Linked DNA regions of Homo sapiens: region 1 is linked to region 2. Evidence: chromatin contacts called from ENCODE Hi-C data. All regions are on one chromosome and are shown on one strand. Each heading gives the region's core, a stretch centred on a gene start or an enhancer-like site at or near the end of the contact. The rest is flanking DNA. Distances are from core to core; before and after follow the strand shown. Region 1 has its middle 69 kb from the start of STT3B. Region 2 holds the start of GPD1L (glycerol-3-phosphate dehydrogenase 1 like).

What was found. A loop is a pair of places that touch in the nucleus more often than their neighbours do. Pooled maps may share reads with other maps.
Region 1: a loop to region 2 is called in a map of CD8-positive, alpha-beta T cell, with 2.0 times the contacts of the local background. The contact joins the enhancer-like site here to the promoter of GPD1L in region 2. A Hi-C loop is called at or near these places in 2 of 168 maps with a recorded cell type or tissue (CD8-positive, alpha-beta T cell and naive thymus-derived CD4-positive, alpha-beta T cell) and 4 of 50 pooled maps.

The regions. Positions count from the first base shown.
Region 1 is chr3:31,460,754-31,466,253 of GRCh38, reverse strand. No RefSeq gene overlaps it. Among named protein-coding and RNA genes, the nearest start is that of STT3B, 69 kb to the left of the region's middle. Within about 2 kb of position 3,918, at least 4 of the 41 ENCODE cell types and tissues checked have a DNase peak (open chromatin) inside an H3K27ac peak, as active enhancers do; they include CD8-positive, alpha-beta T cell, where a contact is called at or near this core.
Region 2 is chr3:32,103,034-32,108,573 of GRCh38, reverse strand. It overlaps GPD1L (glycerol-3-phosphate dehydrogenase 1 like), which reads right to left and starts at 1,954. Exons shown (of 8, transcript NM_015141.4): 1 at 1,816-1,954. The coding sequence starts at 1,862. RefSeq lists silencers at 1,552-1,691, 1,812-2,221.

The DNA of each region.
Region 1 (5,500 bases), core at 2,669-5,168, 640 kb after region 2:
AAAGTGTTGACACATATTTCCAAATTGTCCTCCAAAGAAGTTGTACCAAATATGCATTCCCACCAGCAATGCATACAAGTGTTTTTGGAGCAACAATTCTGACCACAATGATTTGTCATATCAGATCACTAGAGTGTGCCAGTTATTTTCTTGAGACTGAGCATGAGAGAACTCTGGGTTATTTATATGTCACTGGGAGGATACATTTATATTCTTGCTGAGATCTTCATATGCAACCCAATGCTTATAAACTTTTCTTATGGCTCTCTGCTTCCATTACATGAGCAAATAGTTGTTGGTAAAATTCACCAGCTATTAATAGAAATGAGAGGAATTGAGATATCTCACAGTTGGTTTTAGCTTTTCTATAATCACTCTTCTTCATTAGAAAATGTCTCTAAAGACTTCTACCTTACAAGAGTAGAGTCCATGCATGATAAAATCTCACAAGCTTGGGGAAGGCCATTCTGAAATTGTGACAATAATAAGAATGTTTTGAAAATATCATTGTGCATTTTTATTGTTTCCTTCACTTGACTAATGGTAATTTGTTCCAAAGCATCAATAAATCCTACTGGGTAATGCCTTAGTAGAATAGATAAGAAAAATATATAATCATTAAATAAACATTATTTCCAATCATTGAAGTTTAATTAATATGTTATTCATATACATTAATTCAAGTCTTCAAAAACAGCTTGGATAGTCAGCAGGTTAAACAGTCCTCTTGAAAATCTAGACCAACATTGTATAATAAAGTTTTCTGTGTGATATTGGAAATCTTTATCTGAGCTCTCCGATATGGTAGCCACTAGCCACATGTGGCTAATGTGACTGAGTAACCAAATATTTAATTTTATTTGATTCTAACTAATCTAAATTTAGATATGTAAATAGGTATATGTGTCTAGATATGTAAATAGGTACATGGTTACCTTATTAGACCAGTTCTAGGTTATAAAGACAGATTTAACCTTTGTTCTTTTCTTTTCTCTGATTTCTGATCCCTTCCCCTAGCTAGTCATGGAAAATGAGGAAAATGAAAGTACCTAAAGAGGCTCATTTCTAAGTGCTTGACACATATCAATTCCTTTAATCCTCTCGACAACTGTATGAGATAGGTACTAACACTATCCCTGTTTTATTAACGCAAATGAGAAAATTGAGGCATAACTTGGACAAGGTCACACAGCTGATAAGTGGTGAGCCTAAGACTTGAATACAGAAAATGTGACTTTAGGAGACCATGCTCTTAACTGCAATACCACACTGCCTCTACATCTATATGCAAAGAAAATAAAAATCACCAGTGAGAAGTATTTTTCGTTTTCCAAATAAACACTTGAGAATTGACATCAAAGGATCAAGGAAGCTGGGGATAAGGGTGCTAAGATGAGAGGACAGGAACAGGGTGGTGATGTGGAGAGGTGTGGAGTCAGCCTAGCACCTTCCAGGGCCAGAGCCAGTCTGTGCATGGATATTTATCCTCCACCTACAGACTGTCTGCTGACATTTGATTAAACACATCGTGGAGGCCCACACAGAGGAGCTGTGTCAACAGTTTTTCCTGGTGCTCGTGGGCCTTTCATCGTCAGTGGCTGTGGATTTTCTGGCAAAAGGAGGCCCACTTCTAACCATGGACTTTGCAGAGATTTATTTAAAAGCCAGAACAAAATGTGCTGGATTGTTGTATTATCAAATTGTTTAAGCTGGGAATTAGTTTCCCAGAATCCCCTTCCCTCTATGGTTCTAGGATAGAGTTGGCCAAAAGAAGAACTTGTATAAAGCTTGGGAGGCAGAAGTGAAGCAGTGACCATAGCTCATCTTCCCACCTGCTGGTTCTTCTGACCAACAGATTCATTTCTGGCTCCAGGTCCACTTCCAGATGCCTGGCAGTGGACCCACAATGTGGTAGCTCCACAGGGGAAGAGCTGCTCATAGGCTTCTCTACGAGCTCCCCTCCCAAGATCTGCTTCAGTGGCTGGAGACCCCTCTGCAAACTCTAACTTGGCTATTGGTGTCAGTGCTTCAAGAAGGCTGGTTGGTAACTTTTTCTCTGACCCTCCAACTCTTTCTGGGACTTTCTCTTCCAGCAACTTCCACAGTTGTGAGGTCTAATTCCTCTAATACATTTCTGTCTTAGTCTGTTTTCTGCTCCCCTAACAGAGTACCACAGACTGGGTAATTTATAAAGAAAAGTTATTTATTTTGGCTCACAGTTCTGGGGCTGAGAAGTCCAAAAGTGTGATGTTGGCTTCTGGTGTAGGCCTTCTTGCTGTATTATCCCATGGCTGAAAGGTAGAAAGTGGAAGGGAGCCCATGAGACAGAGAGGAAAGGAGGAGCTAAACATCTGTGATAACTAACCCACTCCCACAATAACAGCATTAATCCATCCATGAGAGTGGGGCCCTTATGACTTAATCACCTCTTAAAGGTCCCACCTCCCAACACCACTACATTGGCAATTAAGTTTCAACATGAGTTTGTGCGGACATTCAAACCATAGCATTTCCTTGTAACATCCCAGTGGCTCTGCTTCCCTGACTAAAACTGCAATTGTTATACTATTCTATTAATACGATGCTCAAAACGGAAGCTGGGCTCCGTGATACTTAGAGGAACCATGTAGGAAAATAAGTCTCAGCCCTAGTACTTGGGCAGGTCTAGAGTTGTGAGATCCTCCCTACTAAAACAGTTTATAATATTCGTCTTCTTGGAAGTTTCCTTCTGCCTGTAGAAACTGCCAGGACAAACTCCAGCTGATTAAGATGCTTCAGCTAGATGTTCCTGAGGCATTGTGGACTGCCCTGCACCCCCCACTGCAGAGCTTTTCCCATAATAGTATAATACTCTATTCAGTGGTCTGCATTCTCTGCCTTGTTGCCAGATATGAGAGGCTGGTAACCATACATTGGGCTCACCACTCTACCCCCAGGGCACTGTGCCTGAGAGTAGTGGTTCATCTTGAATGAATGAAGTAAGAGAGAGTGAGCTTTGAATTAATGTGACTTCACTGTGGTGAGAAACAGGGATATAGAAGACCTTGTCAGTGCCCTGGCCAGAAGCCCTTGGGTTCCTTTTACCTTTTCTGTGCAGTTCTTCCCAGCTTCAGTGTATTTCTGTTTCCAAAGACCTGTACCTGGGACTCTTTTTCAGAGGCCTGTTCTCAGACTACTGGAACCAGTCAAAATTGCCTGGAAGTTTATGTGTCCTTAAGGCAGCTTGTAGACAATGACTGACCATGTGATCAGGAAAGCTCTAAGGCATAGCTTATACTCCAAAGCTCCCCTGGGGATCAGCCTGGAGCTACCCTCTGTGAGACCTTACCTGCATCTCTCCCCTGCTTGGCTTCATCCTGCCTGGCTTACCTCATTCTTTTAAAGGCCTCTCTTAATAGCACACTGGTAATAAGTCACTAACTCCTGAATCCTCATCTCAGGGAGTATGTCCAGAGAAACTAACCTAGACCATGAGTATCTAAGGAAGAACATTGGCTTCCAATCCAGTTTGCCACGGGTCTGCCAAACTCAAGCCACCTCCCCTTTCTGGGAAGGCCCTGCTCTGATTCCGTTGATCCTAATGAAATGGCAGTTCCCAAAACCCAGGTAGTAAAGATGGGAAAAGGGTTTCACTTGCCTTTTGTCCCTTGTTAAAGTAGGCGAAAGATGCAATCTTAGCAGTCTGCATCTGATCAGGAAACAGAAGCTACTCTAGGTTTTTAAATAGGCAGTTGGTTGTAAAGGTGTTAGAAGAGCCAGAGGAGAAAAAGGGGAAGGTAAGATTTTTCAAAGATCAGTAGCTGCAGGAAACAGATAACACCTCTAGGTTCAAAAGAGCAAAGAGAAAAAGGTGTTGCTCAGAGTACACAATGTGGTGTTGTTAGAACAAAGTTGGCAGAAATCCAGAAGCCACATTTGTCCATGGCTACCACTGCTGTTGCTGCTGAGACTCTTGCCTCATTTGTTACTGCATCGTCTGTAAGAAGCACAACTGTGTCTACAGGAAAAAATATTTCTTCCTTACTTTCACCTTCCAAACTCCTGCCAGAGCCTCCCATTGGTAGCATCTGACAGGAAGCTAGGTGGAAAGTAGGTCTGACAAATGTAGCTTGCAGGCTTTCTGCCCTGCTGGTGAGAAAACGGCATAAAAGGGGAAGTGTAGGGCTGAAAGACGACAGACGCAATGTGGCACTTCACCTCAAAGTTTCCATCCTTTTCCTGATGGTAAAAATCATCTAAAGTCTCCCAAAGCTTCAGAATTGGTGCAGGAAAACCTTATTGGGGTAGATGAGCAGGAGAGAAGGAAAGGGCAAGAGACAGAACAGTGAATGAGACAGCAAAAGGCATTGCCTACAGTCTAAAAAGTATCCCTTTATGAATACCCAGGAATTCTTATGGGTTATTTAGCCCTTTCATTGTCTCATGTAGGGCAGAAACTAAGGAGCCATGCTTCTTTCTATCTTCTTTCGAATGCAGATGGATACGCTTTCCTCTAAACAGAAATCTATACATATCCCAGAAGCAAGCAAGCATGCTTTTTAACACAAGTGAGTTTTACAGGAGACTTGTAGATTCTCCTGCTTGATTGCAAAATACAGCTCATCTCCTGGAATGGGCCCAGAGACTTTGGCATTTGTTAAGAATCAAAGTCATAGTTGGTTAATCCCATCTGCTTTCAAGAAATAAGAAAAATCAGTGTCAATGTGTCTCAGACTCCTTGCAAATTATTCTCCCTTGGGTCTCCCAAAGGTTCCTGTTTGCTCAGAGAATTTTAAGCTATGTCATGAGAAAGATAATTTAAAACCCCACACTATTAATTTTCAATTGCTGCTATAACAAACTATTATGAATTTGGCTTAAAAACAATGTAAATTTATTATCTTACTGTTCTGGGTGGGTACCAATGATCTACAGACAAGATGTCAGCAGGCTTGTGTTCCTTATGGAGGCCATAAGGGAGAATTCCTTTCTTTGCTTTTCCTAATATCTAGCAGCACTCTGTATTCCTCAGTTAAAGGGTCCTTCTTCTAGACTGAAAGCCAGTGGCATAGCTTTTCTCTCTTCTCTGATCTCTGCTTCCATCCTTACATCTTCTCTCTCTGACTCTGATCCTCCTGCCTCCCTTTTGAAAGGATCCCTGTGACTACACTGGGCCAACCTGGATAATCCAGGCAAAATTCTCCTTCTCAAGACTCTTAACTTAGTCACATCTACAGTCTTTTTGATAATGTAAGGTAACATATTCACAAGTTCCAAAGATTAGAACATGGATGTCTGCTATAGACAGAATGTTTGTGTTGAAATCTGATCTCCAATGTGATGGTATTAGGGAGCGGGGTTTTTGGAAGATGATTGGGTCATGAGGGTGGATCCCTCATACATGGGGTTAGTGCCCTTATAAAAGTGATCCCAGAGAGCACCTTTGCCTTTCTGCCACGTGAGGACACAGTGAAAAGACAGGCATCTAAAAACCAGGAAGCGAGCCCTCACCAGTCACTGA
Region 2 (5,540 bases), core at 705-3,204:
TTCACTGTTTTTGGTACTCTTTGGTTTTTGTTTTTTATTTTTTGTTTTGTTTTGTTCTTTTGAGACAGGGTTTCACTCCCTTCACACAGACTAGAGTACGATGGTGCAATCTGATTTTGGCTCACTGCAACCTCTGCCTCCCAGGCTCAGGCGATTCTGCTGCCTTAGCATCCCAAGTAGCCGGGACTACAGGCGCCTGCCACCACACCTGGCTAATTTTTTGTATTTTCAGTAGAGACGGGGTTTCACCGTGGTCTCAATCTCCTGACCTCGTGATCCCCCTGCCTCAGCCTCCCAAAGTGCTGGGATTACAAGCGTGAGCCACCATGCCCGACTAATATTTTATTTTTTGTAGAGGCGGGGTTTTGCCGTGTTGCCCAGGCTAGTCTCAAACTCCTGGGCCCACCTCAGCCTCCCAAAGTGCTGGGATTACAGGCATAAGCTACTGCGCCCAGCCCTGGTTGTTAAACAATGTGAATGTATTATTCAATCAAATATCATTATGGTTTTAAAAATTAGTTTTTAGGCAGGGAGCGGTGGCTCACACCTGTAATCCCAGCTACTCAAGTGGATGAGGCACAAGAATCGCTTGAATCCAGGAGGTGGAGGTTGCAGTGAGCCAAGATCGCACCACTGCAACAGAGTCTTAGTATTGACTTAGCATATGCCAGGCACTAGGGTAGATGCCATTCTCAAAAGTTGGGAGACAGATAATCAAATAACTCCTTATAATGCAGTGATGCAGGCCAGCAATAGGGACACAGAGAGAGGCCACTGGCCTTGCTGGGATGGAAAAGTGAAGAACCAGGTAAGGTTTCCTTCAATAAGTACTTTCTGGGCCAAGTCTTGAAAGAGTAAAACTAAGACCAACTACCTAGGACCAGCTGCTGCAGCACTTCTGATGCCTGTCACGCCACAGAAAAACCGGTAAACAGAAGCACTGAAAGGACATCATCACTCTTAACTATTGTACACCAGTCCCTCCAATGTGGCAGAGTGTACAGCAATGAAAAAAGGCTTGGAAACACCAGATGCTACACTTTGCTTCCTTCCCCCTTCACACCCCCACCTCTACATTCACCCAAACACACCAGAGAATCCCACAGTGTACGTTTGATTAAGGGTACTAGAAGAACTGACATTTCTAATGTGCTCTATAAAATGTTAAAGTCAAATAAGGCCCCAAAGAGACGCAAAGCTTCGCAAACATCTCGGCAAGGGAGAATTCTCAACGCCTCAGGGAGAGCGGCCTGTTGAAACTTGGATTTTCTTCCTGATACGACGCGCCTAAGATAGTGGACCTATCAGAAGCGGGGGCGAGACGGGCACCTTGAAGGGCAGAGCATGCCCCGCCCGTGACCTGGGCAGCAAGAGCCCTTTAGCCCTCTCCGCCTCGGTTTCCTCAACACCGAAACTGCAGTAAGAATGCTCGAGCCTCCACCAAGTCCTTGACCCAGGAGATCCGCCGTGGAGAACGGAATACGCCCTTAGGATATTGTGCAAAACACCCAGGCGTGGCAAGCAGGTGGCTTCTGTGCGCTCAGTAACGGGGGCGCAGACAGGTGCCCGCGTGCTCGGGGTGCCCTCTCTCCGCGCTGTCCCCCGCACGCACGCGAGCCCAGCGCCTCCCGAGCGAGTGCCCCGGTGCGGCCTCCTCGGGCGCACGGTGCCCAGCCCAGCAACGAGGTCGCCCACCCCGCCTCCCTGCGCGCAGTGCCCGGTGCCCACGCCGCAGCATGGGGCGCGCAGCCCTCACCGCCCGGGAGAGGCGCTTCCTGGAAGCGGAGCCCCGGCCTCCAGCCCGCCGCCGCTCACCAGTTCCCCGAGCCCACGATGCACACTTTCAGGGGCGCCGCTGCCATGGCCGGGCCGAATGTAGCCGCCTGGACCGTGCTTCCCTGGCCGGCTGCCCACCTCCGCCTGTTCAGCCTTGCCCGCAGCGGCTGGCGGCGGCCCCGCCCCTTTCGCCTCTCCGCCAATGGTCGCGGCCACCCCCGCCCGGCGCCGGGGGCCGCAGCTGACAGCGGGGCAGGACCCGCTTCGCCACTCCCAAGAACCACTGCGCACGCCTGGCCCCGGCCGGCCTCCAGGCCCGGCTCCGGCACCGCCCCGCCCTGCCCGAGGCACGTCGGGACATGTAGTCCTCACCCCCCGTCGCTGCGCGGCCCTAGGCAGCAGCTCCCGCCGCGCCACATGCAGGCCCAGGCCACTGAGCAGCGACTCGCGCCCCTGGTTCCCGGTGGAGGCTGCACTCCATCCTCATGGGTGGAGCAGACCCAACCAGCTTGCCGTGGTGCCCCCTACACGCTCCTTTTTCCCTACTCGGGAAGGGCTGCCACATTGCCATTTGGAGCCGAGAGAGGCTCCTAGGTTGACTCTCAAGCCGACCAGACTTGGGGCAGAGCTCGAAATGCCCACCCGACCTTGTCATCCTCTGTTTCATTTGCACAAACAAGACACAGCCTGGCACCTCTGAACTTCTTAGAGAACTTGGATCTTCAGAGGACTTTGGAATTTGGCTGAACAGTACCTGCATTTCAAGGATGACACCTTTTCTAGTTAGAGTCAAGATAGAAACTTGACCTGGTGCAGTGGCTCACACCTGTAATCCCAGCACTTTTGGAGGCCGAGTCAGGAAGATCACTTGAGCCCAGGAGTTCGAGACCAGCCTGAGCAACATAATTAGGACCCCCCACCCCTCTGTACAAAAATTTAAAAAATTAGCCAAGCATGGTGGCACGCACCTATAGTCCTAGCTACTCAGGAGGCTGAGGCGGGAGAATTGCATGTGCCCAGGAGGTCGAGGCTTCAGTGAGCCAGGATAGGGCCACTGCACTCCAGACTGAAGGACAGTGAGACCCTGTCTCAACAAAAAATAAATACATAAAAATAAAGGGAAAAAGGTAACAACAGCTTGCATTCAGTGGGTGTCACCCTCACACGCTTACTTGGCAGGAATTGCTTTACCATTGTCTTTGCCCAGGGCCTGACTTATCCCTTGCTTGTGGTTTGTTTGCATTTGTGAGTAACACAATGCTCTCCTCCTTGACAAATAGAATCTTAGTTTGTTCATTCTGAGCATCAGTCTCTGCCAGGCACTGTGCTAGACGCTGTCAGAGTAGGACAAAGTCCTTTAAACCAGTGGTTCTCAAACTCTGCTGCATATTAGTCACTGGGGCTTTTAAAAATCCCCATGCCCAGACACCATTGCAGGCCAGTTACATCAGAATGTCCCATGGTGGGATCCAGGCATCAGGATATTTACTTATTGACATATATTTTTTGAGACAGTCTCCTTCTGTTGCCCAGGCTGGAGCAGAATTTTTTAAAGTTCAAGAGGTAGTTGCAAAAGCAAGCCAAGATTGAGAACCAGAAGACTAAAATATCAGTGGATTCTGGCTAAAGAAACAAATACTCTAGTACCTACAAAAAACTAAGCCTAGGCCGGGTGCCGTGGCTCACGCCTATAACCCCAGCACTTCAGGAGGTCGAGGCAGGCAGTTCACCTGAGGTCAGGAGATGGAGACTAGTCTGCCCAACTTGGCAAAACCCCGTCTCTACTGAAAATACAAAAAATTAGCCAGGCATGGTGGCAGATGCCTGTAATCCCAGCTACTCAGGAGGCTGAGACAGGAGAATCTCTTGAACCTGGGAGGCGGAGGTTGCAGTGAGCCGAGATCTTGCCTGGGCGACAAGAGCGACACTCCGTTTCAAAAAAATGATAGTAATACTAAGCCTATTAGTTTGATGCTCAGAGAACTGTTATTTTTGCTTTTTTCTCTACATTGTATGAAATATTTATTTGTGTTACTTATGATATTTACTTAAGGAAATACTTAAAGGGAGCTGGTGAGTCAGAGCAGTCTTTCCATCCCCTCACCAATGGTTTGTTCTCAATTATTTGCACTAATGCAAGGATACATGCAGGGATAATGGGAAAGATGGACTAGTAAAGCTTTATTAATCCTTTCTGTATTTGTGTAACAGAACGCATTTGTCAAATTGAATAATGAAGTCATGTCCTTGGGTAGTACACATACACTGCAAATATTTATGTTATCTAACTGAACTAGGGTCCCTTCACCTGACACAGTAAGGCCAAATACCCACACCAAGGTTTGCAGAGGGAGAAAGAAGGGTGTTTATCTGTAGGGTACCAAGCAAGGAGAATCAGGTAGCTCCTCCTTGATGGCTGGCAAGTAAGGGTTTTTAAAGGCAGCTGGGGGCCAGGCGCGGTGGCTCACACCTGTAATCTCAACACTTTGGGAGGCCGGGGTGGGAAGATTGCTTGAGCTCAGGAGTTCAAGACCAGGCTGGATAACACATACCGTGTCTCTACAAAAAATTAAAATTAGCTGGGTGTCCCAGCTAGTCGGAATAGGCTGAGATGAGGGGATTACTTGAGCCTAGGAGGTCGAGGTTGCAGTGAACTGTAATTGTGCCACTGCACTCCAGCCTGAATGAAAGAGCAAGACCCTGTCTCAAAAATAAAAAGTAAAATAAAGGTGCGTGGGGCAGAGGTTACAGGCAAAGTCATAAATCAATACATGGAGCTACACATTGGTTTGACCTAAAAAAGCAGGACATCTCAAAGTGGGGGAGGGGGACCCACAGGTCATAGGTGAATCAGAGATTTTCTTTTTTGCAATTGGTTAAGGAACTTTAGACAAAGCTTTGTCTAAAAATTTGGGGTCAGTAGAAAAGAACGTTAGTTCTCAGCCTGGGCAGTATAGGGAGACCCCATCTCTACAAAAATAATTTAAAAATTAGCTGACCATGCTGGCACAGACCTGTGGTTCTAGCTACTTGGGAGACTGAGGTGGGAGGATTGCTTGGGCCTGGAAGGTGGAGGTTGCAGTGAGCCATGATTGTGCCACTGCACTCCAGCCTGGGCAACAGAGTGATACACTGTCTCCAAAAAGAAAAAATAAAAGAAAAAAAAAGAATGTTAGTTCTGATTTGCAGACATGACTTTCAGGCCCCTCTGAAAGACGTTGAAGAACAGTGGTCAGAGTTCAATCCTCAGTTCCTCCTTATCTGAGGTCTATATGCCAGTGGATACATTTCGTGAGGGTCTGGGTTTTTAAAAAACAACTCAGGGACATAGTTAAGATGCATCATTAGTTTCTATAGGGACCATCTTCTGACTCTAACTTCCTTGGCTTTTTATTTTTGATTTTTTTTTTTTATTTTGAGGTAGAGTCTTGCTCTGTCATCCAGGCTGGAGTGCAGTGGCACAATCTCAGCTCACTGCAACCTCTGCCTCCCAGCTCAAGTGATCCTCTCCCTCAGCCTCTCAAGTAGTTGGGACTACAGGTACATGTCACAATGCTAATTTTTGTATTTTTTGTAGAGACGGGATTTTGCCATGTTGCCCAGGCTGGTCTCGAACTCCTGAGCTCAAGTGATCTGCCTGCCTCAGCCTCCCAGAGTGCTGGGATTACAGGCGTGAGCCACTGTGCCCGGCCTTGGCTATTGTTTTAAGCTACTATTACCTTCTTGCTTATTAATTTGCTCATTTACTTCTAAAGGCTGGGAAG